Regions from separate parts of the Mus musculus genome. Here all the other regions are linked to region 2. The links are chromatin loops, found by intact Hi-C in ENCODE. Cell type or tissue: heart. All regions are shown on one strand.

Region 1 (8,000 bases), 150 kb after region 2:
AATGGGATTTGGAACCAAATCCGTGCTAGGATTCGGCCTAGGTTTGCATTCTTGTGTTCTGGGGTTCTATGGGATAAATCTTACAACTAGCTGGTTCTCTCTCTCTCTCTCTCTCGCTCTTGCTCTCTCTTTCTCTCTCTCTCTGTAGGCTCTTAATACTATATCTCCAGGGACTTTCTTCTTATAAAACTTTGCTGGCTTCAGTATGTGCTAGAATACAGGCTCAGTATTATGCCAAAGGTCAGATAACAGTGACTGAAAACCAGGGGTGTGGCTTCTTGGGGGAAGCCAGAGCCCAATGCTGCAGACTCCCTGCAAGTGTGACTGGGCATCCACAGTTTTCACCTCAAAGCTGTCTTGCCTCCACTGTGCCTGTCTAGAAGAGTAGCTCCGTTTGTTTGTCTGTTTTCTGGCTGTGGAGAGGTGTGATTAATCTGGCTGCAAATGTGAAGCACTGACTTGGAAGGTCCGATCTCATGATGGGATTGAGGCCAGGGTCTACTTTTGTCTATCTGGATAGAATAGACATGGAGTCGCAGATAGGCTGTCAGAAAAGCCTAGTCTTGAGCCAATGCCACACTGACCCGGAACTAGGCAATGGTGGAGTCGTGGGCACCCAGATACCACTATCACAAAACCTCTGCTTGCTTCCAACAGCTTCCTGTCGGCACGGGAAGGGCTTCTGCTCTCTGCTTCTCTCATTAAGCAGGGACACTGAGGCACAGGGTGGACGCTGACGATGGATGAGGTTTAACTTCAAGAGTCTGGGGGAGAGTTTAGGGGCACTTTTGCTCTGGGTAGGAGCTCAGGGACATGGTCATACGGATCCCTGTGGATTTGACACAGTGTTCTCTTTCTAGGCAACAGCAATGAGCCCTTTCCAAACAGCTCCCTTTCAGCCAGCACAGGGCTTCAGCCCACCATCTGGGTGTGAGGCATTAAACAATGACTCCATAGACTCACGGAGCAGACCAGTTCTAGACCTGTTGCCCGTCCCTGTCCTCAAAGGCCCTAAGCTATCATGGTCATCCCATTATGTCTGGTGCAGCTGAGGGCTCATAATGTGGCCAGACTATTTTTTCTGGAGCTGCCCCCTGCACTCACTACAGACACCGCACAGATGAACCACATGGTTAGAGGATATCTACTCTGCAGTGGTATAGAGGATTCCCTTCCATTAGTGACACATTCCCAAACAGGCAACAGGTACTCACGGTTTCCAGGTCCTGGTTGGCTGTCTTAATGTCTTGCATTGGGTTTGTACCCAGGAAACTTCGAGTGCGGATCTGCTGTGTGTGCCGCTTTATCTTGTCCTCCAGCTCTGCTAATGGTGAGGCACTGGAACACAGACACTTGCTGTTTGGATGCTGGCCTTAGGCTAGACGTGCCCATTGCAACCAGGGAGAAAGCACTTTTCCCTGAAGTCCGCTACCCCCCCTGAGGCACCAGGTGGCTATGGCATGGCTCCTTGCCTCCCCCTAGAGATGCTGGGCTTGAGGCAACGTCTTTATCCACACAGCCACTATGCTTAAACACCCTCCAGTTGGGGCTGGAGAGCAAGCTCAGAGGTTAAGAGCACTGGGGATCTTACATAGGAACTAGGATCAGTTCCCAGCACCCTCGTGGTGGCTAAGAACCACCAGTAACTCAGTTACAAAAGATATGACACCCTCTTCTGGTCTCCTCAGGCACTATTCACACATGGTACACAGACACAATGCAGGCAAAAAACCCATACACATAAACATAACCCCTCAAGTCCACGTGTGGCTGTGGGGAGCTAGGAGCTGGTTCTGTGGCTGTGGGGAGCTGGTTCTGTGCATGTGGGGAGCTGGTTCTGTGGCTGTGGGGAGCTAGGAGCTGGTTCTGTGGCTGTGGGGAGCTAGGAGCTGGTTCTGTGGCTGTGGGGAGCTGGTTCTGTGGCTGTGGGGAGCTGGTTCTGTGCATATGGGGAGCTGGTTCTGTGGCTGTGGGTAGCTAGGAGCTGGTTCTGTGGCTGTGGGTAGCTAGGAGCTGGTTCTGTGCATGTGGGGAGCTGGTTCTGTGGCTGTGGGGAGCTGGTTCTGTGCATGTGGGGAGCTGGTTCTGTGCATGTGGGGAGCTGGTTCTGTGCATGTGGGGACCGCATTTCTTGGGTGAAACAAATCTACCAGATTTGCTGACCCTTTAGACAGAGCAGGATGTTTCATTGACCTGAGATTTTTAAACACATCTCTATCTCTTTTAACTGTGACTCTAAGGTTGCTATTTCTTGACTGTAGATGCAATGATTCAGAATGGCAGAAAGAGGCCAGGAACCTCTCGGGCTAAATGCAGGGAACCCCTTCTCATCCCATCCTGCACACTTAGCTCTCTGCCACCTGCGCTGGATGCTGCAATGCTTCTAGAGGGTCCCAGTGGCTTGGCTCAGACCTCTCCCCTCCCCAGTTGGTCTTTTATTAGTACCTAGCTTCCCCAAAGCTGTCCTGAGCCACAGATGGGTCTGCCAACTGGCCAATTGACATGCCACTATCCCTGTTAGTAGCCTACTGTCCACCTGAACAGAGGCTCTAATACTAGGACGTCAAATCCTAAGGTACCATGAACTGGCCTTCTCATGGGTTTTCCTGTCTTTCTTTTGGCAGAAGCCATACCCAATATACCACTATGGGAAGGTTAGGGGTAGTCCTGAGGGCTGAAAGGTCAGGGATGGGGGTGAGACAAGCGCTCAGGCACTGGAATAGCTGGGGCAGGACTGGGGGTGGGGCTACAGGAGTACCCCTGCAGGGGAGTCTTCTAAGACTTCCTGATCATCTGGTAGGGTGATAGAACTCCAAGGGCAGGGACTTTGTCTTTCCAGATTGCTCACTGTGCTGACTGCTCACATAAGGCTGGACACTCAGAGGCACTGAGCTGGGGAGCCCAGAATACACAACTGTCACCAACCTTATTTCTATAGGCCTTTGTGCTGTCCCCTCTCCGCTGGGCTTCACTTTCCCAAATGGACTTACTGGCATTTTCTCATAGTCTGTCAGATCTGTGGCAAAGGGAATCTTCGATGCCATCTAAAAGAAACCACAGCAGGGTATTCCCAACAATGGGCGAGAAGGCTGCTCTTCCTTCAGGCCCACTTGCCAGGCTCGTGAGCTTTCCCTCCACCCTGCTAGGCCACCCAGGGTCTACACAGAGGAGGGGACATTCTTTACCAACATCCCCACATCACTCAAAGGTCCCAACAGCACAGGTTGGAGTACAAGCAGTGTTGATCAAGGGACGCTGTTATGCTCAAGGTTGCTAGAGCTGACCCAGAATACCCTGAAAGTCTGTCACGTGACAGAAGACACACAGCTAACCCAAGTCATTCATACAGGTGTGAATTCGTTTTAAAATCACAAAGCTTCAAGCTAATACATAAGTGCTGATACAAACGGAGTATACCAAGTACAGGCCTTAAACTTGGCCAGCCTGCATGCAGGATAGTGTTGCTGGCCACGGATCTACATATCATGGGTGGGACAGGTGATGAACCTACAGGTGTCTCAGTTGTCCCCCTGATAGAGCAGCTGCATTCTGAGGGATACTAGGGCATGTCTAGATGTGCTGTTTGGCACAGGCACATGCACGTGTGCGTGCATGCACATACACACACACACACACACACACACACACACACACACACACACACATACACGCACACACACATCCCGGCCCTCAAGGCCAAGTAGTGCTAGATCTTTCAACAGCGCTCTCAGTGGGTTTCCAGGACATTCCACAGCCCTTTTGCCATGTTGCCACAGTGGCCCTCGTCTCTGATTTCACTGAGCTGTGGGAACAGGGCGTGGGGAGACGGGCCCAGCCCAGAGAGGAGACTTATGTGCTCTCTGTAATATTAAGGGGTTACTTGGAGTCATGAAAACAGCCCACTCCTTACAGCGCCCCCTAGGCACACCTCTTATTTCTAGACAGCCTGATGGCACTCAAGCTTTATGGCCACCCGTACCCTATTTGGCCTTGCTTACCCACTGTAGTCCGTGGAGACACTGGACTGGCAGCAACCCTGCTTTCTGCCCTACAGCCTGGGTCACCTTGTCTCCTGACTGCTGTGGCCTTTCTCCAGGGCCTCTCTACTCCCAAGTCACAGACAGATCCAATCCAGGCTAGTCTCCAAATTCTCCTCTGACTATGACCCAAGAGATCTGACTGTTTCCAGCTTCTCACTTATGCCTACCCAGTGCCCGTACCTTCTTTGCTCTGCTCAGTCTCAAGAGCCAAGCAAGGCTCAGCCCTAATCCTGGCTCCTTCAGGACCTGAGCAGTTCTGTTTACTCAACATTGGAGGCAAGGGAACTTCTTGTTTGGTTTTGGACCCTGGGACAAGAGACTAAGGTGCATATTTTACACATCAAAGCAGACATGGCCTCCAGGTTTTCCCTGCATCCCTCAGTCCCTACCTGGCATACCCTGCCCCCAACTCTGGGATTTCTTTCTCTCTCTCTCTCTCTCTCTCTCTCTCTCTCTCTCCTCTATCTCTCTGAGCATGTGTCCTTTCTCTCTTTCTCTCTCCTTTCCCCTCTTTCCCCACGGTGATTTCCCTGGCCTTGGTCCTTGGGGCCAGAGGGCAGCTTCCCAATAAACCTGCAGTTAATATCATCCAGTCTGGCTTGAATTGGCTCATTTCATCGGCAGAGAAATAACTTCTAACATCTTAGTGGTTAAAGACTAGAGACATTTCTATCTTCCTCCCAGGTCTTCTGCTGTAATGGTCAGTTTTCCTGCAGAGCCATTAGATGGCACCCGAAGCTGTTTCGGCAGCTCCAGGCAAGCAGATGTGCCTGGATAGGACATGCTAGTAAGGGCGACGAGGGCCACGTGACCAGTGCTGCTCGCCCTGCTGCCTCCAGGGGATGAGGTGGGGAACTAACTCACCCTCGGATTCCGGACCTTAAGTATGTGTGCGTCTGCCTGCAATGTGCAGGGTACGTGCATGGGGAGGCAGGGTGTGAGATTCCACGGCTGACTTGGTAGAGTGAGACTGAGTGGAAGAGGGAAAGGGAGTGAGCTTCCTGCCAGGGCCCCTGCTATGCACTATCTCCCTTCAAAGGTGGACTTTGAACTCAGCCAGACCCTGCCTCCTATCAGATCCCTGCATCTTCCCTTCCGAGCAGCAGATTTCCAGGGCTGGAATCTTATCTGCCAGCACTCGTAGTTCAAACCCAGCATGCCTGACACTCTGAAAGGCCTGGATCCCAGGAAGATACAGAGAGGGGACAGGAGCCACCACACCCTTCTTTTACAGCCATCCCCCACCCCGGAAATGCAGAGGGCTGGGGCAAAACAGAATTCCGCATGCTTGCAGACTGTGGCAGCTGCTTCACCACAGGAGATCAAAAGTCTTCCAAAGAAATTCCCGCAGAAAGAAATGCGTGATGGCAAGTCCAGGTGATATTCCCCCCCCCCCCCCATTAAAGTCAGACATTACTTGCTTTAAAAATTAAAGGCACGTGTTGGGGGTGGGGCTCATCTACACACATTTACTATTACAGAAAAATATAGGCAAGAAAAACTCATCCAAACACCTTATTCTCTATGAACAACAACAAAAATGTAAGTGCTTGAAAATTGGGCAACCTTTTAGGCCCGGGAGTCGGTGACTGGGGAAGGTTCTCACCAGCTTTACAAGAAAGCTTCAAACACACAAACACCATGGAGGCCCGGGGGGCGGGGGAGGGGGGGACGGGGACGGGGGTGGGGGCGGGCTCAAAGGTTACAGGCCAGGCTTCAGAACAACATGGAGAAGAGAAATATAAGCTTTTTCTGAATAGGGTGGTAGACCTGGAGTCTTACCAGTGTCCAGCCTCAGAAGTCTTTTACCAGGCTGTGCCTGCACAGGCTACGACCTACACACTCACGGGTCACAAGAAGCATGAGAAAGGCAAGTGGGCTCAGCCTGGAGCCAAGCTGCAAAGAAAGGCATTTTCTCACACATGGTGAGTACTCAGGCTTGGCACTCAGTGCTCAAGGCTGGAGCATCAGCTCCGCCCAGCAGCCTCCAGCCGTGCTCAGCACCCTAGCACCCTCTAGTGACCTCCTGCCCAACTGCAGGAGCCCGTACCGGCTGTGAACTCCCCCTAGGCTGGCACAGGGACACACCTTCTACTGTTGAGTGCCCACTGTGTGTTTGTTTCTGGAGATGACAAAATTCGCCACCAAGTGTCTTTGCTCACTGTGCCTATTAGACTGCTTTCATCTCTGAAGAATGAACCTGACGGAGTCGCCAAAGATACTACCTTGTTTGTTTGTTTGTTTGTTTTGAGAAAAGGCCTCATGTGGCCTCAAACTCCATCCTTAGCTGATTCTCCTGTCTCTGCCTTCCAAGTGTTGGGGTTACATCACAAGACAACCCCCAGTTTCTGTGGTGCTGGGGTTCTCCCCAGGGCTTTGAGGGTGTTAGGAAAGCCCTCATCACCTGAGAGATGTCCTCCATCTGCTTGTCCTGTTATTGGGATGATCTTCCAGGAGGCTGCTGGGGGCTGTACTCACAGACTGCTCACAGTGCAGGGCTCTCAGCTGGACCGGTGAAGTAGCCCACACACCATGGGCTCACTCCTCCAGCCATTTGAGGTTTCTCTTGGGAACTGCCTGTCACATCCTCTCCCTATTTCTCCCTTAATCTTTGGTTTCTTTAAAGAATTTTTTTTTTTAAAAAGAAGAGATTTTTGGTTTTGTTTTATGTGTACTGAGTTCTTTGCCTGCATGTGTGTGTGTGTGTGCCTGGATCCCAAGGGGGCAGGAAGATGTCAGTGGATCCCTTGGAAGTAGAGATGGTTGTAAGCTACCTTCTGAGTACTTGGAACTGAAGCCAGGTTGCAAGAGCAGCAAGTGTTTGTTGTAACACCTAAGTAATCTTTCCAGCCCCCCTCTCTGTCTGTCTGTCTGTCTGTCTGTCTGTCTGTCTTTCTTTCTCTCTCTCTCTCTTTCTTTCTTTCTTTCTTTCTTTCTTCCTTTCTTTCTTTCTAAGAAAGAAATAAATCCCTGGGTGTCCTGAAACTCAACTCTGTAGACCAAGCTGGCCTCCCCAGTGCTGGGATTAAATCAGTGTACCACCACTGCCTGGCTGATAAAAATATTTTTCATTTTTTTTATCACCCATGAAAAATCTGGGGAATATAGAAAGAATGATGGACACTAAAGTGAACACTTGGCATAGTACAATGCAGTGTTAAAGGAATAAGGAACACACATTCCTCTCTGACATCCCACCCAGTGCAGAAGGCAGTACCATGGTGGACCAGAACAGAGCAGCCTTCAGGATGTGCAGAGGGACCAAGGCTAGCTTACAGCATGCTTTCCCTGAAAGCCCCTGTGGTCCTCACGACATCATTTATAAAGATCCCGTTGCAGGATCCAGGATGGCTTTAAGGAACAACTCTTGAGAAAGGCTTCCTGGGTAAGAAGTGTACATGACACGAGGTGACAGGTCCTGTTTGAGTTGGAGAAGTCCAAATCTCTTGACCTTTCATCCCAGGAGATGGCAGACCTTTGTCTCTACTGGCCATGAGCAGGGGACCCACACCACCAAGGGACCCTACCTGCATCAGAATTTGAAATCCCTGCCCCGTGCTTTCTGTCACTCTCCTGTGACGTTCTACAGTAGCAAACACTTCCAAGGTTTGTTTGTTTCTTTTCCTTGTTCCTTAAGATAACAAACCATTGTTTGAGTTGGATGAGCAGCCTGTCCTACTCAGCCATCCGCTGCCCAAGCCCTATTGTAGACTAGCCACACCAGGCATCAGTGACAAAGGTCTCTGCTTCAGGCAACGTGCACTAGAAGTCAGTGACAAAGGGGCATGGCAGATGGTCAGCAAGGCCTCACTACAGGTTTGCTGCTGACGGGTTCTGGGGGAGATCAGTTAAGAACTGGAGTCTGGAGGCCCCAGTCAGCCACGCAGGAGAGCATGACTCCCAGCCATCCCAGCATGACTGCAATGGATAAACATGCTATCCCGAAAGGGATCAAGGCTG
Region 2 (8,000 bases):
GGACCACCAGGTGTATCTCAAAAGTCTAAACATTGTCTCCCAAAATTCTAAACATTGAAAGAAGCCAGGAAATGATGTCTGTGGAAAATCACCTGTGTTTACAAGTCAGAAATGGTTTCATACCATGGTCAGAGGCACCAGTAACAGTAGCATAAATGTTGCAATAGTGTCTCATTTGATCCCACCACCCCGGGAGACAAGTGCTGGGTCTTACAGATTCAAAAAACTGACTGCAACTCAGACTGCTTGCTGAAATCTCTGGTCACAAACAGCACAGCCAAAAGGAAGAATACTAAGACTCCTCAGCCACCTAACTATTGTAAGACCAACTAGGGAGAGGCGAAGAGACGAGTGGTCCCAGTTCTTTCACACTGGGAAAGAGTTAAGGGGAGGGGCATTCTCAGCATGGAAACAGATGATACCAGGTTTCTAGCCATTCTCAAGATTCTAAACATTGAAAGTAGCCCTTTCTAGCAGGAAAGGCCAAGCCACTGGCAGCCACATGCTCTGCCCAAGAGAAAAAAAAGACAGGTGCAACAGTCTCACTTCAGGGAACTGTCTTAAAGGCACATGTATCGCTCTTGCAGAGGACCCAAGTTCAGTTCCTAGCACCCAATTCCAAGGGATAGGTGCCCTCTTCTGGCCTTGATAGGCACTATATTCATGTGCACACTCTCATGTGTGCATGCGCATTTACAAATAACTTTAAAAAGAGTGCTGGTTTTCTGTGGAGAAAAATTGCAGTGGGCCTGGCTGGGTGCCCTGTGCTCCACAGGACTGTCGTAGCTTCAATTTGTTTGCAGTTTGGGGCATCACAGAGCAATGGAACCTATGTGAGGACAGATGAGAACATGGCCAGGGAAGGGCTAGACTGGCCTGGCTGTACCACCCTGAGAAGAGAGAATGGAAAAGCAAAAACAGGGTCTCCAAGAAGCCAAGTCTTAGAAAGAAGAGCAATGTTAGGTACTGGGGGGATAGAGGGAAACCAAGAACCACTAGGAGGGACATGAAATGAATGGGGACAGGGGACTGAAGAGCTAGCTAAGCTGTTAAGAGCACTTGTTGCTCTTGAAGAGGACCAAAGTCTTGGCAGCTCACAACTGTCTATAACTCCACTCCCAGGGGATCTGAAGCCTTCTTCTAACCTCTGTGGGTACCAGGCATGCATGTGCTACACATACATACATGTAGGCAACACACATACCTGGAAAAATACACACACACACACACACACACACACACACACACACAAGCCACATTCTCCACAGCTCTACTTCCAGGAACCAGGAAACTCCAAATAGACAAATCCACAGAGATGGCAAACATTCTAGTGGTGGGCAGTAGCAATGGAGGGCGAAGCCAATATACAGGGCTTCTCTGTGAAGTGACTTGAGTGTTCTAGAGCTGTTGCAAGGAAGTGACCCTAGTCCTGACATCAAGAATCCCAGAGTGAGGAAGTGTGGAACAGACCTGGGAAGAGGAGTGAGGTGGAGACTGTCCTCTAGGACAGAACAGGCTTGTGCTAGGCAGACTATAGCCCCTTCCGCACTAATGGTGAAACCTGGCAAAGAGGACAAATCTGAAAAGGGAGGCGGGAGAGAGAAATGGGCCAAGGTGTCTGCCTGGAGTCCACCCACCCACAGCAGTTCTGACTTGCCTCTCTCTGTCCCATGGCTCAAAAACATTTGCTGACTAGGACCCTTGGTCCCTACTAACACTGCCAGTTCTGCAAGACCATGTCTGCCTGGAAAGGGTCACTTGGGAGTTAACTAAGCAAAGCAGGAAACAAGCTCTAAATAACATCTTGCTCTGAATACATAGCAGGACCAGGCCAACACCGCCTGACCATGTAAGGGCGGGAGAACTCTGAAGCATGCCTACAAGCATTTACCTTCTCAGCTCACCACTAGTCCACACGTATGGAGTCTAGAGCTACAAACACAGCTGTTAAAGCACCAGCCAGATGGGCAGAACAATCATAGGCATGGCCCGGGTCACCCATTCCCTCTCTCCTAGTGACGTTCAATCAAACTAGGTGTCAGCCAGAGGCAATGTGGCAGTCACTACTAGAAAATGAGAACGTATCAGGTGCCCCTGGCTCCCTGGAAAGACACTTCTGAAGGGTCACCAGCTGGGACAGAGGTCCTCAGAGGCTGATGACTCTTCTCCCAAAGACTGACTGAGCCAAGGGTGTTTTGTCCTAACACTGTGCAATGACTTTAACTGTCTCACTCAAGGGACCGTAGAGCTTCCCTGCCCTGGCGCTGGGTATAAGCGACCAATTCCTCTGCCATTAAGCAGAGTGTCCCATGATGTTCTGTGCTTAACATTTTCAGTTTGACATTTAAAACAATGAGTACTGATAGTACAACACACACACACACACACACACACACACACACAGGCCAACTCTGTGGGGTCTTCCACAGTTGTTAAGAACATGAAACAAGTCTACCTACAGTGATGCCTTTGGACAAGACAACAAGGTCAAAGGGCTCCACGCCACCAAAGGCCCTCAGCAGCACAGCTCAGTAACTGCAGTGGGCCACCCTGCCAGGCAAGGATGCCAGCCAGAATGGCTGGTGAGACAAGAGCAGGCTGAACAACATGTTCTGGAGATCCCAGGGTACTGACGACAAAGCTATGATTAAAATTTACATACATGGGCTAGGGCCTATAGCAAAGCAGGGAAGGCCAGGGTTCAACCCCCAATTTAAAAAAAAAAATGTACATGATGTTTTAAGAGGGGTCACCTCTGGATTAGGAAGAAGATGGGAGCATAGGAGGGGAGACTTCTGAAACTACAAATGCAGAAACAAACCACCTACTGCTTGTGCATAAAAGGAAAAACTGCCTTTGGAGCCAGCATGACTGTTTCAAATCGGACACTTTCCTCCTGGGAGCTGATTCCCCCAAGCAACCGCTCAGGCCCTGGGCAGGGTAGTGTTTGTTTCCCACAGCAAGAACTTCTTTACACCGCTGGAGAGATCCATCTGTCACCAGGGGTGCATGGCACACCAAGGCGCACAGTCCAGCACAAGCACTCGCTAAGTCCAGTAGCACTGAGGAATTAAAATCTACCTCACTTGAGAATTGGCCACTTTCTCTACCCAGCTTCTTGCCACAGCACCCAGATCCTGACCAAGGAAGCAGGCCACAGAATATGAGTGTGCCCTTCTTGGTCATTCCATTGAGGGCATGCCTGTCCCTGGGGACTGGTTTGGAATTAACTTAGGTACAATTCATTAAGACAGACACTCTTTTGCGATATAAATATAGTGTAAAACTTCAGAGAGCCTTAAGAAAACAAGTAAAAATTCAGATACCATGTTGCTAAAAAGTGGGTTAAGGTGGCCATGGTGGTTATACCACCTTTAATCCCAGCAGATGCAGGTAGAGCCATCTGCCTAGTCCACACTCTAAGTACCTGGCCAGTGAGAGCTATGTAAGGGCTCTATACATAAAGAGGGTGAATTAAGTCACCCCCTTTAATATCAGCGGAAAGAAGTATGTACGTATCCAATTGAAACACAACAAAAACTCTAGAACTCAGAAATCAAAAATTACTAGAAAGAATGTTTCTCACAGCAAAATTATTTTCCCTTGGAGATGAAAGTGCCCCACCATGCCTAATTTTCCTGACATTTCTGAGGCTTTGAAGCCACAGCTAACGGATCTGAATCATCCGAACAAAAACCACGCTACAGTGACATGTTACTGGAAGGCCTAGAATAGAGTGCTAAATATACAGGCCCTGGTGGAAAAACGATCACACGTGAAACTACAGCAAGTTGTCCATTGCTTGAGCGGACAGACAGCGCCTCTCTAGCAGGGAACTAAAACACTGGCATGTCTGTAAGTGAAAATAACAAAATATAGCAGTAACGCCTGCCTTTTACTAATAAAAGCCAAGCTTACGCTGACTGTGAACCCAGCTCTGTGAGACTCTTCTCCCATGCTCTCTGCCAGGAAGGAAACAGGACCCTCGCCTGAAATCTACATCAGGCCTGTATCCAAGCCCTGGCACCATCCCGACTGTTCACCTAGGTAAGGGGGTGGGTGGAGAGGGAGGAAGGGGAGTCAGTGGCTCCAAGGTTTCATCTGTGGCATTACCCTTTCTTCTTCAACAAGCATGCCACTTGGAGCCGCATCCTGCTTTATTTGGGTTGGCAGTTTAAGTACCAACAGCGGGGTGGCACCATGGCTGCAATGCTGAACTAGGTCAGCCCCAGCCTGCTCCAGGGAGCTCCCAGTGCCCCAGGCCTCAGCTCCCTTCTGCCTCCCAGAGGAGAAGAAAGCCCAGGGTTCCAGGGTGGGACTGGAGAAGCCGTTCTACAAGATAAAGGCCTTTGGCATCATTTTTGGCCTTGAAGAGCTTTTCAGCACCTTCTCATTTAGTAAACAGGAATATAAAGTCCCCCAAGGCTTGAAGAGAGCTACCTCATTTGAGAACTAGTGCTATTGCAAGTTACATGGCAAAATGAGGTGCCTCACGCCTCAGGCCCCTCAGAAGACAAGACCAAGGGATGGGATATAGGTACCAGGACTCAGATGATGGAGCTCAAGGTTTGGGACTGAGGTCTATTGGGAGGAAGGTTCGGGGATGGGAGATGGGGTGTAGAATTAGAGGCAGGGACCTCACTCTGGGGCCAAGAGTAGGTGTAGGATCTGAGGTTTTAGGGTAGAGACTCAGAGTTCAGGGTCAGTGTGGTATGGGTTGAGAGGAACAGGACCAAAATTTTTGAAAGCTGGGTTTCTGGAACCAGAAATCAGACTTGGGGGATCAGAGTCAGAGACTGGGGGCCAGGGGGTGAATCAGAAAACCTGGGGTCAGCGTATGCTTGGGTTTGGAAGCCAGGACATCCAAGTATCAGGATTCTGGGTCAAAATTCCAGGTCAGTACTTGTGGCTCTGGAGTTCCAAGGCAGGAAAAAGATAGGGATTTGCTGTCTTGGGAGCAAAGCAAGGAACCAGCATCAGGATTCAAGGATCTGGACTGAGTCTGGGTTCCTGTAGTATGGGTTAAGACAGGGGTTCAAAAACTGAGTCTTCGAGTTTGGCCTCGGGTACCAGAAAAGCGGTGTTAAGGTCCCGAGTGTGTAGCTGGAAGTTTCCTGGCCTAGGGTACCCCCCTGCTATGGGGTCAGGGTCTGTCTGGGGCTTGGGAAAATCCTGGTCGGAGTCTCCAGCTGTGGGTAGGGGGCATCAGAGTCACACGTCCCAAAGACAACTGGCCCGGAGTCCGCGGCTATAGAAGACGCTGTAGGGGCCGGAATTTAGGGTCTCCAACTGAAAATGGGGATGTCAGGGTCCCGGGCTGGGAGACTCCTAGCCCGTAACCGCCCCTCCCTAGCCGACGGCGCGGCACTTACGTCGTCGAAGAGCGAGCCCACGTTGGCCGTGACCAGCAGGACCGCGGTGCCGGGGGCGGCCGCCTTCCCCGCCATGGTGCCCGGGCGGAGCGGGCTCTGGACTGGGTGGCGGCGGCCGCTTCCTGCGGGGCCGGTAGGGCTGGGGTCTCGCGGGGCCGCGGGGCGTCAGCTGCGCCGGGGGACAGCACAGGGGCGCATCGCGGGCTTGGCGGGTCGGACCGGGCCTGGCCGGGGCTCCAGCCTCGCGGTCGCGGCTCTTCGCTGCTCCGCGGCCCCGCGCCCGCTCGCCGCCGCGCCTCACAGCGGCCCGCGCGCAGCCATTAGACCCGCCGGGAAAGTTCCCGCAGCCGCCGCCGCCGACTCCGGCTGGGACAAGTCCCGCCCCACAGGAGGTGGGACCCTAGAAGGCGGGGCTGTCGGTCGCGCCGGGGGTGGGGCCTCCCTATGGGGCGGGGCCTGCACACAATCTACAGACTTGGGTCTTAGGCTCCCTGGCTCCGGGTCCACTGGAAGGGCGGGTTCTCGAGCCTGAGTCAGGCTGGGGGTGGGGTTTGTGCAGGGGCGGGCCTGCTCACAGGAGCTAAGCCTAGGGTGGGGCGGAGCCAACACCAGATGGAGGAGGGGAGAGGCGGGCATATGGGGCATTCCTGTCAGTCAGGCCCCTGAGTCCTCCCCTGGCTTTGCCCCGCCCTGCCGCGGTTACGCGCATATTCCACCCTCCACTCCCATGACGTCACGACCCTGTTACCAAAGCGCTTCTTAAAGGAGCCGCGAGTTTGGACGACTACAGCCCGCCTTCTTGTTGGGAGCCCTGGAGATCCTTGGAACCTCTGTCCTGGCCCCCCATCCCCCCCCCCCGATGTGGAACCGGTCTTCAGCCTGGGTCCAGGCCCTCGCCGGTACGGGGAGTCTGACGTAGGCGGACCGTGGGAGGGAGCAGGGCCACGGAGAATTAAGGAGGAGCCTCCTCCAGTCCCAGCTCTGGGTCTGCAAAGAGTGGGTCTGCAGATCAAGTGTATGGGATTTTGCAATTTCCTAACACGTCCACCCAGTTCCTTATATAGGACTTTGCTTACAAAACAGAAAGCTGTTGGCATCCAAAAACAGAAAACTAATAAATCCTTTTAAGAAGCAAGCGTATTGATGTACTCCTGTAATCCCAGTACTCGGAAGTTGTGGCAGGATTGCTATGAGTTCGAGGCCAACCTGAACTCATAGCAACCTAAACTAGCTTGAGACCATACCCCGCCCCTCCCACCTAAAAAAGAAAAAGTTCAGATTAGGTGTTTGGATAGCCAGCTGTGGCCCCCATGCCACACCCAAGGACAGTTCCCAAGGTGGGGGATGTGGTCAGTCCGGGAATTTTAGCCACCAGAGAGAGCTGGAGGTGGGGGGCAGGGAGGTATGCTAGTTAGAAGAACAGAATCAGTCCTACATGTAGAAGGAATCAAGAAATTTCTCTGAGATAGAGTCAGTTGTTCCTGGAGGTGGGACGGGGCTGGTAGGGAACATATAGTGAGCTGGGTAACCCTTGCTAGTCTAGGCCTCCAGAAAGCCCTGTCCAGTGGGGCTGCTGCGCTGTAGCCTGCGAGGAGGCATCCAAAGAAACAGTACTACAGACATACTAGAACCCTGTTTGCAACGACAGTTCTTCTGGTGGGTTCATTCTTTAATTTTGTATTTAGTTTGTATGTATGGTGTGCATTGGTTCAGACACACACGCTACAGAAAACAGGTTGCAATTATCAGTTCTCTTCTTATAGCATGGGTTCTGGGATTTGAATTCGGGTCATGAAGCTTGGTGACAAGGGCTCTTACTCACTGAGCCATCTTGCCCGCCCGCTATAGATGGACTTTTCAGAGGTTAACAACCGCCGGAATTAATTTTAACAGGGCATTTACTTAACGCAATGGATGTGAACATCATCCAGTGTGGAACTAGCATTTAGCAATGTTAATGAGCTTCCCACAGCAAGGCTTTGAAATGAGTATCTGGTGCTTACAGCGCAGTGCCCAGTAACCACATGCTCCCTACCAAGTGTTTCCCAACTCTTGGCACCATCTGAGAAAGAATTCAGAGATGCGACAAAGAAAAGGATTAAGAGAAAGTAGTATTACAGAGAGAAGCCCACACTCAAGGAGTCAGTGTGTACAGGCTTCTGGAGAAAAACCTGTGGCCGTGCTTTTGAATGCTCTATCTTATAGACAAGCTTTAGAAGAAGAGAGGGTATTCAAGAGTTAAAGTTAGGGAAAGACATTCTAAGACTGGATTGGCACTTTACCAAAATAAGGTTTATTCTCTCTTCTGCCCTTATGGGTTTAGGGTTGTCATGATGCCAAGATGCATGATGGGAGCAGGCAAATTTGCACTGCCAATGAGGTGGAAATGCTGCTATAAAGAAGCAAAGACTGGTGTCCATCTTCACCCCACTTTGCACAGACATAGGGTATGCTCCTACTGCTCTGCTACACTCTGCAATGGCATCAAGCTCAAGCTGCAGTGTGGTTTGCCTTTATCTCTGCCTGTCTCTAGTCTACCTCTCAACCCTTTTATTCCACAAAAATCCATCTCTCAACTGATTAGTGTCCACACCACTCAGTAGTAGATGTCTGCTGTGAACTGAACTG
Region 3 (8,000 bases), 140 kb after region 2:
TTGAGTCAACAGGCTCCTGGATCAGAGGCATGCGGATGTGCAAAGCTGGGCGGGAGTCTGCGGAAACTTCTCTACATAGCTATGTTGCCAGGAGCCTGCAGCCCCAGGAAGGCCCAAGTCCAAACACCCAAGGCCCCACCTTGGGTTGTACACCAGGGCTTGCTTACTTTAGAAAGTCCCTGAAGCCTTTCTGCAGCCCAGCAAACAGCCATTGAGCAGTAGGGCTAGAGAGCTGGATGGGACCAGGAACAGGAAGGTCTTGCAGGAAACAGTGAGCTGCTTGGGACTACTAAGTGTACAGAGGCCTCCAGGGGCCACCTCTGCTTTGGGAGTCAGGTGAGCAGCTTTTCAGGCCAAGTCTCAGCCTGGATACCAGAGCAATCCATTCTCCAGAGCATATTGCCCCACATCCTTGGGCAGACCCCCGATTTCCAGAGAAGAATAGGTGGAGCCTGTATCCTGCATTTATTAGCATCAACATCGTCCTTAAGCCCTAGGGCTCTCCTAGAAGCTCAGACCAGGCCCACCTCACACCCCCCCCCCCATGTCTTCCTTGTCCACTCTGACAACATCTCTGTGGTACAGTCCCCAAGACCAGCATACCAGCCGGTGATGCACCAGCTGTGATGCACAAGACACCTGGAACCCTCCAGTTCCTTGAGGGCAGAGAGGGTATCTGAGCACTATGGTAACCTCTGTGCCTACCACATAATCTCAGGAATGCCTAGCAGCACACTAGCTAACAAATTCCAGGACAGAACTTGGTGCTCTTTAGCCTGGTGACAGGCAGTGACTGTGGTCTTGGTCAAAGAGGACGTCATACTGACTATCCCAGCAGACAGGCTCAGCTGTTGTGTGGTACAATTTAAGAATCAACAACTCAGATTAGAACCCCGGAGTCAGCGGGCCTTTGCTGTCTTGTAGACTACCTTTGGCTAGGGTTACCTCACCTGAGGTGCTCAACAAGAGACATACATACCTCTAGGCCCACCTGCAGCATAGTGTCAGCCCCACCCCTTCCTGCACGACTTGGGTCAGCCGGCTTTGGGAGGGATCCTCAAATTTGTAAGCAGGGATCATAAAGGCGGCTTGTCAGAGGCTTAGCCCACCCTCTGGTACAGTGTGGTTTCTCAGTGAAAATACAGGCCTGCATAGGTACCCAGAGCAACAGAGAACCTGCTTCGGGCTGCTCTACAGCCAGGCAGCTGATTCAAGACACCGAGTGGGAGGAGGTACTTGGTACTGCACCAGGTGGCTTGTGAGCAAAGACCCCCTCTGAGCTCCCCAGCCATCTGCAGACGAGGAAGGGAAAAGGAACAAACATCTTTCAGTCTAACTTTCATGATGAGCACTGGTGGGGCTGGATCCAGCCTCAGAGCCTTCCTTCTACCCAGCAGTCTATGCGAACGGGGCCATCCACGTCACTTGCAACCTAGCAAGGAGGATGAACAGTGATCAGGAACCATAAAGGACAGCCAGGCTACCAGGTCGGTACCCAAACTATGGGAGCTCTGATGCCTATAAAGCGCAGCAGCAGCACCTCAGGAATGCTGACCTGCTTGCTGCTTTGAGCCCCAAAGGCTCCCCTGAGGTGGGAGGAAATAGGACTTGGGAACTCTTCCTTGGCTCGAATCCAAGGACTGGGCCTTGGAAGAGCAAGGATAGGTACTGAAGCTGTGGAGAAACTAGTACCTGGGAGGGCAGGTCAGCATGTGGACCCTGGAGCCTGAGAGCAGACACTGCAGCCCAAACCACCCAGACAGCTGCTAAGCTGTGCTCAGCTCTGCCTGAGAAGCAGGGCTGTAAACACTAGCTTTGCCACTCATAATACTATGGATAGAACACAGGAAACAGAAACAAGGGGGGGGGGGCGCTGCTGGAAAGATCAGGGATGGGGAAGGAGAAACACAAGGCCAAGCCTTGGAGGGCTGGAGGGGCAAGGAAGGGCCATTTCAGAGTCTCTGCATGGGCACAGAAGCAAGCAAAGCCACTGCAGAGAAGAGCTGTGATCAGCGACTAAGCTCATGTCTCCAAGGGGTTCTGGTTCTGGTAGACTGTGAGGCACGGACACACATGCATCCTATAGCTGCTGCTTCCCATGTTCAGGATGCCAGCCAGCAGCTAGCTTCTATTCATGAAGGGTGTATGCATCTGCAAGCCAGGTTAGCCATTGACCTCAGGGTAGAGATCCCCCCTATCTCTGTAGACACAGCCACAAGATAGGACTACTCTCAGCCAATCTTATCTTGAGCACTGGAGCCTGAGAACTGGGGAAATGCGGGTCCTCTGCTGCAGACTCTCTAGGGAGAGGCCAGAGCAGGCTGCACAGGTTGAGCAGGGGTGCAGCCAGACCTGCCTAGGGAGGAGAGGGCAGCCATCAGCAGGGTGGGGGATGGCTTGCCTTGGAAGCTTTCAGGTGGCTATTCTGCAGCCCCTGAATGTCACCCCATTATAGGCACTCCCTGTACTAACCAACAAGAGAGGGGCACCAGTCACACGGGAGGCCATATGTTAAGTCACATGACTTGTGCATAAATGGCTTCTGGCACATCTAATGAAGACATAATGTCAGCAGGGTAACTGTCGAAGGAGGAAGGGCTCTGCTCTGTGGTGGGAACCCAGGGAAATCCGGGCTTTAGGAAGGGAAAAAGTTGGGTCTTTGAAAGCAGAGCCCTTTTCTGTTCCTAATTCCAGAATGAAGCCTGGCTGGAGCAGAAGAGTCACAGCCTGATTAATGCCTAATCATTTATCAGGCAGTGACAGCGCAGTGCCATGTGATTCTGGGTTCAGGTGGCTGTTCTGCGCTGCAGAAGCCCCTGCAAAGGGTATACAGGTGGTCTCAGGAGCCAAGCCCAATGCGCCCCTCCAGTAGAGGCACTGGCCCTGGAACTTGTATCTTCCACTCCCCCGCAAGGCGCCTCGCCCACAGCAGTGTTTCTACACCCCGCAGTCTCGCAGCTGGTCTCCACCAGCCACTCCTATAAGCCTTGGGCTTCCCCCCTCTTGTGACAGGTGAGGCCATAGCTTAACTGACCCCCTTAAACGAATCACGATTCTACAAACAGTCGAATTCAACAGTGCGTCTGAACAAAGAAAAGTGCGTTAATTATGGCAGATGTGCGGAGTTTCAGGCAAGGCTTCCCGTGCGTCCCGGCCGGCACCGCAGCCCCTCTGCGGGGCCGCACGCTCTCCTGCCCCGAAAGTCACCGCGACTTTGGGAGAGAGCCACTTTCGCACCCAGACCGGCGGCCAGCTGGCGCGCCTCGAAACCCCGGCCCAGCAGAAACTGAAAGCGGACGCCGGGCTTTGCTGCTCCTCTCGGAGCCTGCATTGGAACCTTGAATCGGTGGAGGAGTGTCCCGGGAGATTCCGAGGAGTCCCGGGCCCGCGACCCTGCCCCGCTCACTTTTTCGTGCAATCCAGCAGGATTCCGGCGAAGCTGCGCTCGCCACAGCTCACGGTGACCACCAGCGCGCCGTTGACGACCTGTTCCACCCGCACCGGCAACCGGCAGCCGGCCCGCGGCTCCATGCTCCCGCCGCCTCCGGAGGCCGCCCCCGCCCGCCACCGCCGCCGCCGCCGCCGCCGCCGGGTCAGCCCCGCGTGACGCCGCCTGACGTCACAAAGCTCTGTGTGCCGGCCGCCACCGCGGAGCTAGGCTGGGGCGCGCGGCCGCGGGCTGCGCTCCCAGGAGCCGGAGGGCGTGGGGCGGTCCGCCCGCAGCGTGCGCCCACAGCCGGCTCTCAAAGCTGGGCTTGCAACGCATTGCGGGGGCCCCACCGGGCGGGGAGAAGGGTTCGTTAATCTTGACGCCACGCAGGCTTGGAATGCCCCCTAGGAGGCCTTGCCAGGAACCGAGGGGTAGCGGGGACACTCCCCGGGTCCAGGCCCTTCCCCCACTCTGCTTCTCTGGGTTCCACCCCGGGCCCCACCTCCTTCCTGATCCTGTCCCGGGGCCACTCCCTGAGCCCGGCGCAGCCTGGGGCCCTTCCCCCATGTAGTCTGGGGGTCCCCTGTCTACCAGTTTGTGCTAGAGGACCCCGGCAGCGTCTTCTACGCACGACTCCTGTGTCCACTTGGTACTTGAAAAAGTCTGTGGACACGTGTATTTGAAGCGAATCAGGCCTGGCAGAGGAGACTCCGGGTGCCGAGGGACACCAATGGGGCCCTTACAAGAGGCCTAGTGTCACCCTCACTACAGGGCTACCTGGCACTGGGCTACCCAGGTGTGCTCGGCGCCTCCTAGGAGACTATAGTGCTCCGGTCTGTTTGAGAACCTCGCAGGGCGCGGGGCTGGCCAGCACTAGTGTTGGCAGGATTATTCTATCCAGAGCTCTTGCGTCTCCTGGGACTACTCGCTGCAGCACTCCTCGCTTAGTGTACAGTATGAAGAGCCACCTCCCATGAGCAAGAGCCAGGCTCCCCGGGCGTGTGCAACCGGGCCCGCGAGGGCAGCCTGGCCATGAGTGGGAGGTGGCGGCGCCCGGCGGACGGCTGACCGCCACCCTAGACCTCCTCCGGTTTCCGCAAGCACTTGCACTCTGAATCCGGATTCGGAATCCATAACTGACTGCCTCCAAGGGTCTGTCACGTTGCAATGACCAATGGCGTCTGTGAATCGGGCCCCTAAGGCTGACTTGCATCGCCATGACCCTGCATTGGAGGCACCAAAAGGGCAGAGAGGTACTGACCACGGATCTACCAGGCCCATGTCCTTTTCAGCTGGGGAGTGGAGTTCTTGCCCTGCTGGGACTTGCTTCAGGGCTGCTACCACTGACGCCGCCAAGGACAGCCGAGGCCGCCCTGGCGCCACTTTACCTTGCCTTAAGGCTACACTAGAGCAGATGAGAAAGTCTGGGCGGAGTCCAGCTGAGGGGCAGTCCCCCTCCCACAAACGTCTGTTTTCCTCACTCCTTCTCTCCAGAGCTGGGTGCTGCAGATTTTGGAGGAAAAAAAAAAAAAAAAACGCTGGCTACAGGAACCATTCCCAGCTCAGTTCCAGGTGGAGGGCTGGTGGGAGGCTGCCCACTCGCTCAACCCAGATACTAAGCATCTGTGCCTGAGTACTGGGGATGCCTGCTCAGTACAGCCTACAGCAGGACATCCCCCTCCCCCCAGCCAGTTCAGTAGCTTCCAAGCTGGGGACATCTATAGTCTGAGCAACTGTGGGGTAGTCCGAAAAAGGCACTTGAGCAAGCAGGTGCCCTTGTTCAGGGACTCCTGGTTGTAGAGGCAATATAGAAGACCTCTTCCGATGTGGGGCATGGACAGAGGGACACCGTGAAAACTGCTAGCTTATTGTGTGGATAAGGAGCTTGCTTCTATTAACTCCCAGATGTCAGCAAGAAGGGTAGTTTGGCTGTGGTAAGGGACAGTGGCTAGGAGGTCTGGAAGTCCGAGAGGCCCAGGAACCTAGGGTTCAGCTTGTGGCGGGAATCTCCTGGGCTGTTGATAAGAGAGTAGAGAGGAGCCGGAGGCCACCTGTGCTGTTTATCATGCCTGCCTGCCAGGTTTGTGCTGTGTTTTTTAGTGTATTTGGAAGCCATTTTAAAAAGCCTGTTCTCTGTTTGGTAGAATAGTTTAACAGCCAGAAAGGAGATGGATTTACAATTTAAACACAAGCCGAATTTCAGGGCCTTGTCCCAGCCCCACCCACCTGGACAGGGAAGGTGGCCAGCTGCAAGCTGCTTTCCCTTCGGAGCCTGGACCAGGCTTCAGGATTCGCCTTCCACAGCTGTCTGGTTCCCTCTTGTCACTAGCTCTGTGCCTGCCTCCAGTTTACAGATGACTTATTCCCTTGCAGGCCCTGTCAGGGCAGCGTGCTTCTGAGGTTCACTGACTCACTCCATAGCTTCAGTGGGGAGACTCTCAGGCCTCCCAGCCCATGACTGTGAAGGGCGCTACCCACAGCCATGGGCCTGCTGCCCCTGGGTTGCCTGGCCAGACAACACACACACACACACACACACACACACACACACACACAGAGAGAGAGAGAGAGAGAGAGAGAGAGAGAGAGAGAGAGAGAGAGGCATATACAGGCATGCATATACTCACTTATGCAGGCAAGAAGGCCAGCACACATGGGCCTGCCTCTTCTCTTTCTGAACTTACCAAGCCCTGATGCCTGGGCAGCCCACTCAACAACTTCTGAGACAGAATCAAAAGGCCTGGTTTGGGTGGAGACACAGAATAAGGCCAGTGCTGTTTAGGCCCTGGAGCTGGGTTCACTAAGCACTGTAGAGTACCCACTGAAGTAGCCCAGGGCAGGGGGCTGTGGCTAAGTCACTCTTCCCTGAATGTAATCCATGGCAAGGCCTCTTGTAGTCTTCGTAGCTAAACATCCTGGACCCCGAGAGATCATAGAGCTTTGGGAAGCTGGACTGGCCCCCTTCTGGCCATCCTGCAAGGGCTGCTCTGATGAGATCCTGTACCTAGAAGTCAGGATAATTGTGGCATTCTCCCACTAAGCAATATCTCAAGTCTAGGAAGAGAACCTGCCAGAAAAGCACTGGCTAAGGGGATGGACTCTGGGACTCTGCTTAAGACTGCAGTCTTCTGTGTGACCTTGGTGGGGGTGGGGATAGGGGGTGGAGTAGGGCTGCCTGTCAGCAGCCATAGAGCAGGGTCTGGAAACACAGCCCCATGCTGCCACTTCAAGCAGTCTGACTTCAGAGATCCATTTTACTATGGATCTGAATTGGGGTGATTTTAACGTTTAAGTAGTGAGGTGTGGGGAGGGAAAGACACTCAGGAAAAGAATGAGACAGACCCAAGCATGTATGTGGTCCACTTAAGAGACTCACACCCAGGCGTCCTTACAATAAGGTGGATTTGGTGACGTCTGAAGTTATGTCTCAGAGGCTGCTAAGGAACCTTTCCTTCAGCACCTAAGGACAAGATGGCTCCTGATGTGCACTGGATAGGTTAACAGAAAAGGTGAAACCCTAGGTCCCAAGAGTTATGTGGAAGTTGAGGATTTAATGTAAAATTTTTATGGGTATCTTTGTGAGATTCTGCCCAAATTTTTAAGTTTCTATCCAGATATAGTGAAGCTATATTTGAAGGTCATACACACACGTGAGCCTTAACCATGGTTCATTAGTATTTTAACATTTTTGGGAACTACTTGGGATTTAAAATGTCATATGAAGAGGAAGGTAGAGGCAACAGAGCTCGGAAAAGCATAGCTATTTTATGATTTAAAAAATTAGCCGGAAGATGGGAGGAATAACTGTCTCTGCGATGAGAATTCACACTATTCCGGCCTGGAGAGCCTCCCTCATTGCAGCTGCTTATAGATCTCTGCTGCCTGTTTTGTTTTTCTGAGTTCTAACTCAAAAAGCATCATTTGTTGTTTTTTTTGTTTTTTCTCTGCCTCTTCCTTTCTGGTTTAACTGATTCTTTAGATCAGGGTTGGCTTAGAACTCACAGACATCCACCTGCCTTCACCCGAGTACACCACCACTCTAGTTCAAGGTCCTCTAATTAAAAAAATGTAAACACCTTTTGTGTGTGCGTGCGTGTGCCTGTGGGTACCAGCCATGGCACTGTGATGGCCACAGGGCAACTGGTGTAAAGTGGTTCTTCTCTACCACGTGGGCTCTGGGGGCTAAAGTCACCACCAGGTTTATCAGCAAGCATGCTTTATAGCTGACCCATCTCCCTGACCCCTTTCTCCCTCTTCCTATGTTTTTATTTGAAGTCAGCCAAGCTGCTAAGCTTGCTTGTCCTAACTCCAGGGCATTCTCGTGCTTCTCTGAAGGTCCATCCCACCCCCATGTAGTTGCTCACAGCTGACTATCACTAATTTTAAAACAATGTCTCATGGGCCAGGAGGATGGTTTTGCCAGTAAAGATACGTGTTGCCAAGCCTGACACCCTGAACTCCATTCTACATAATGGAAGAATTCCTCAAATCACACACACACACACACACACACACACACACACCTTAAAGGAACAGCTTTCTTCCTACCTCTTTCCCATGTCCCAGAAGC

What was found. A loop is a pair of places that touch in the nucleus more often than their neighbours do. Peaks named below come from ENCODE experiments on the same cell type or tissue, not always from the same donor. Only the 100,000 strongest peaks of a DNase experiment are listed, where the experiment ranks them.
Region 1: it touches region 2 in a loop (2.4-fold over the local background); 16 of 42 quality-filtered maps call a loop at or near these places.
Region 3: a loop joins it to region 2, with 6 times the contacts of the local background. A loop is called at or near these places in 15 of 42 quality-filtered maps.

Annotation. Positions count from the first base shown.
Region 1 is chr7:139,231,914-139,239,913 of GRCm38, reverse strand. Lrrc27 (leucine rich repeat containing 27) reads right to left here. Exons shown (of 11, transcript NM_027164.1): 9 at 2,926-3,044; 10 at 1,215-1,338. It overlaps Gm32315 (a long non-coding RNA gene), which reads left to right and starts at 4,824. Exons shown (of 3, transcript XR_389962.4): 1 at 4,824-5,417; 2 at 5,522-5,582; 3 at 5,801-6,925. In heart, CTCF peaks have their summits at 3,930 and 4,791 (motif pointing right); DNase peaks (open chromatin) are centred at 4,063, 4,863 and 6,023; H3K4me3 peaks cover 774 bases; H3K27ac peaks cover 2,445 bases.
Region 2 is chr7:139,386,837-139,394,836 of GRCm38, reverse strand. It overlaps Inpp5a (inositol polyphosphate-5-phosphatase A), which reads right to left and starts at 5,728. Exons shown (of 16, transcript NM_001127363.1): 1 at 5,373-5,728. The coding sequence starts at 5,447. Gm46004 (a long non-coding RNA gene) reads left to right here and starts at 5,690. Exons shown (of 2, transcript XR_001778314.2): 1 at 5,690-6,271; 2 at 7,696-8,000. In heart, CTCF peaks have their summits at 657 (motif pointing left), 1,904, 4,280 and 5,211; DNase peaks (open chromatin) are centred at 2,556, 4,226, 6,046, 6,736 and 3 weaker places; H3K4me3 peaks cover 4,693 bases; H3K27ac peaks cover 5,087 bases.
Region 3 is chr7:139,244,050-139,252,049 of GRCm38, reverse strand. Pwwp2b (PWWP domain containing 2B) reads right to left here and starts at 3,568. Exons shown (of 3, transcript NM_001098636.1): 1 at 3,407-3,568. The coding sequence starts at 3,531. In heart, a CTCF peak has its summit at 4,517; DNase peaks (open chromatin) are centred at 29, 3,669, 3,899, 4,499 and 1 weaker place; H3K4me3 peaks cover 3,763 bases; H3K27ac peaks cover 6,511 bases.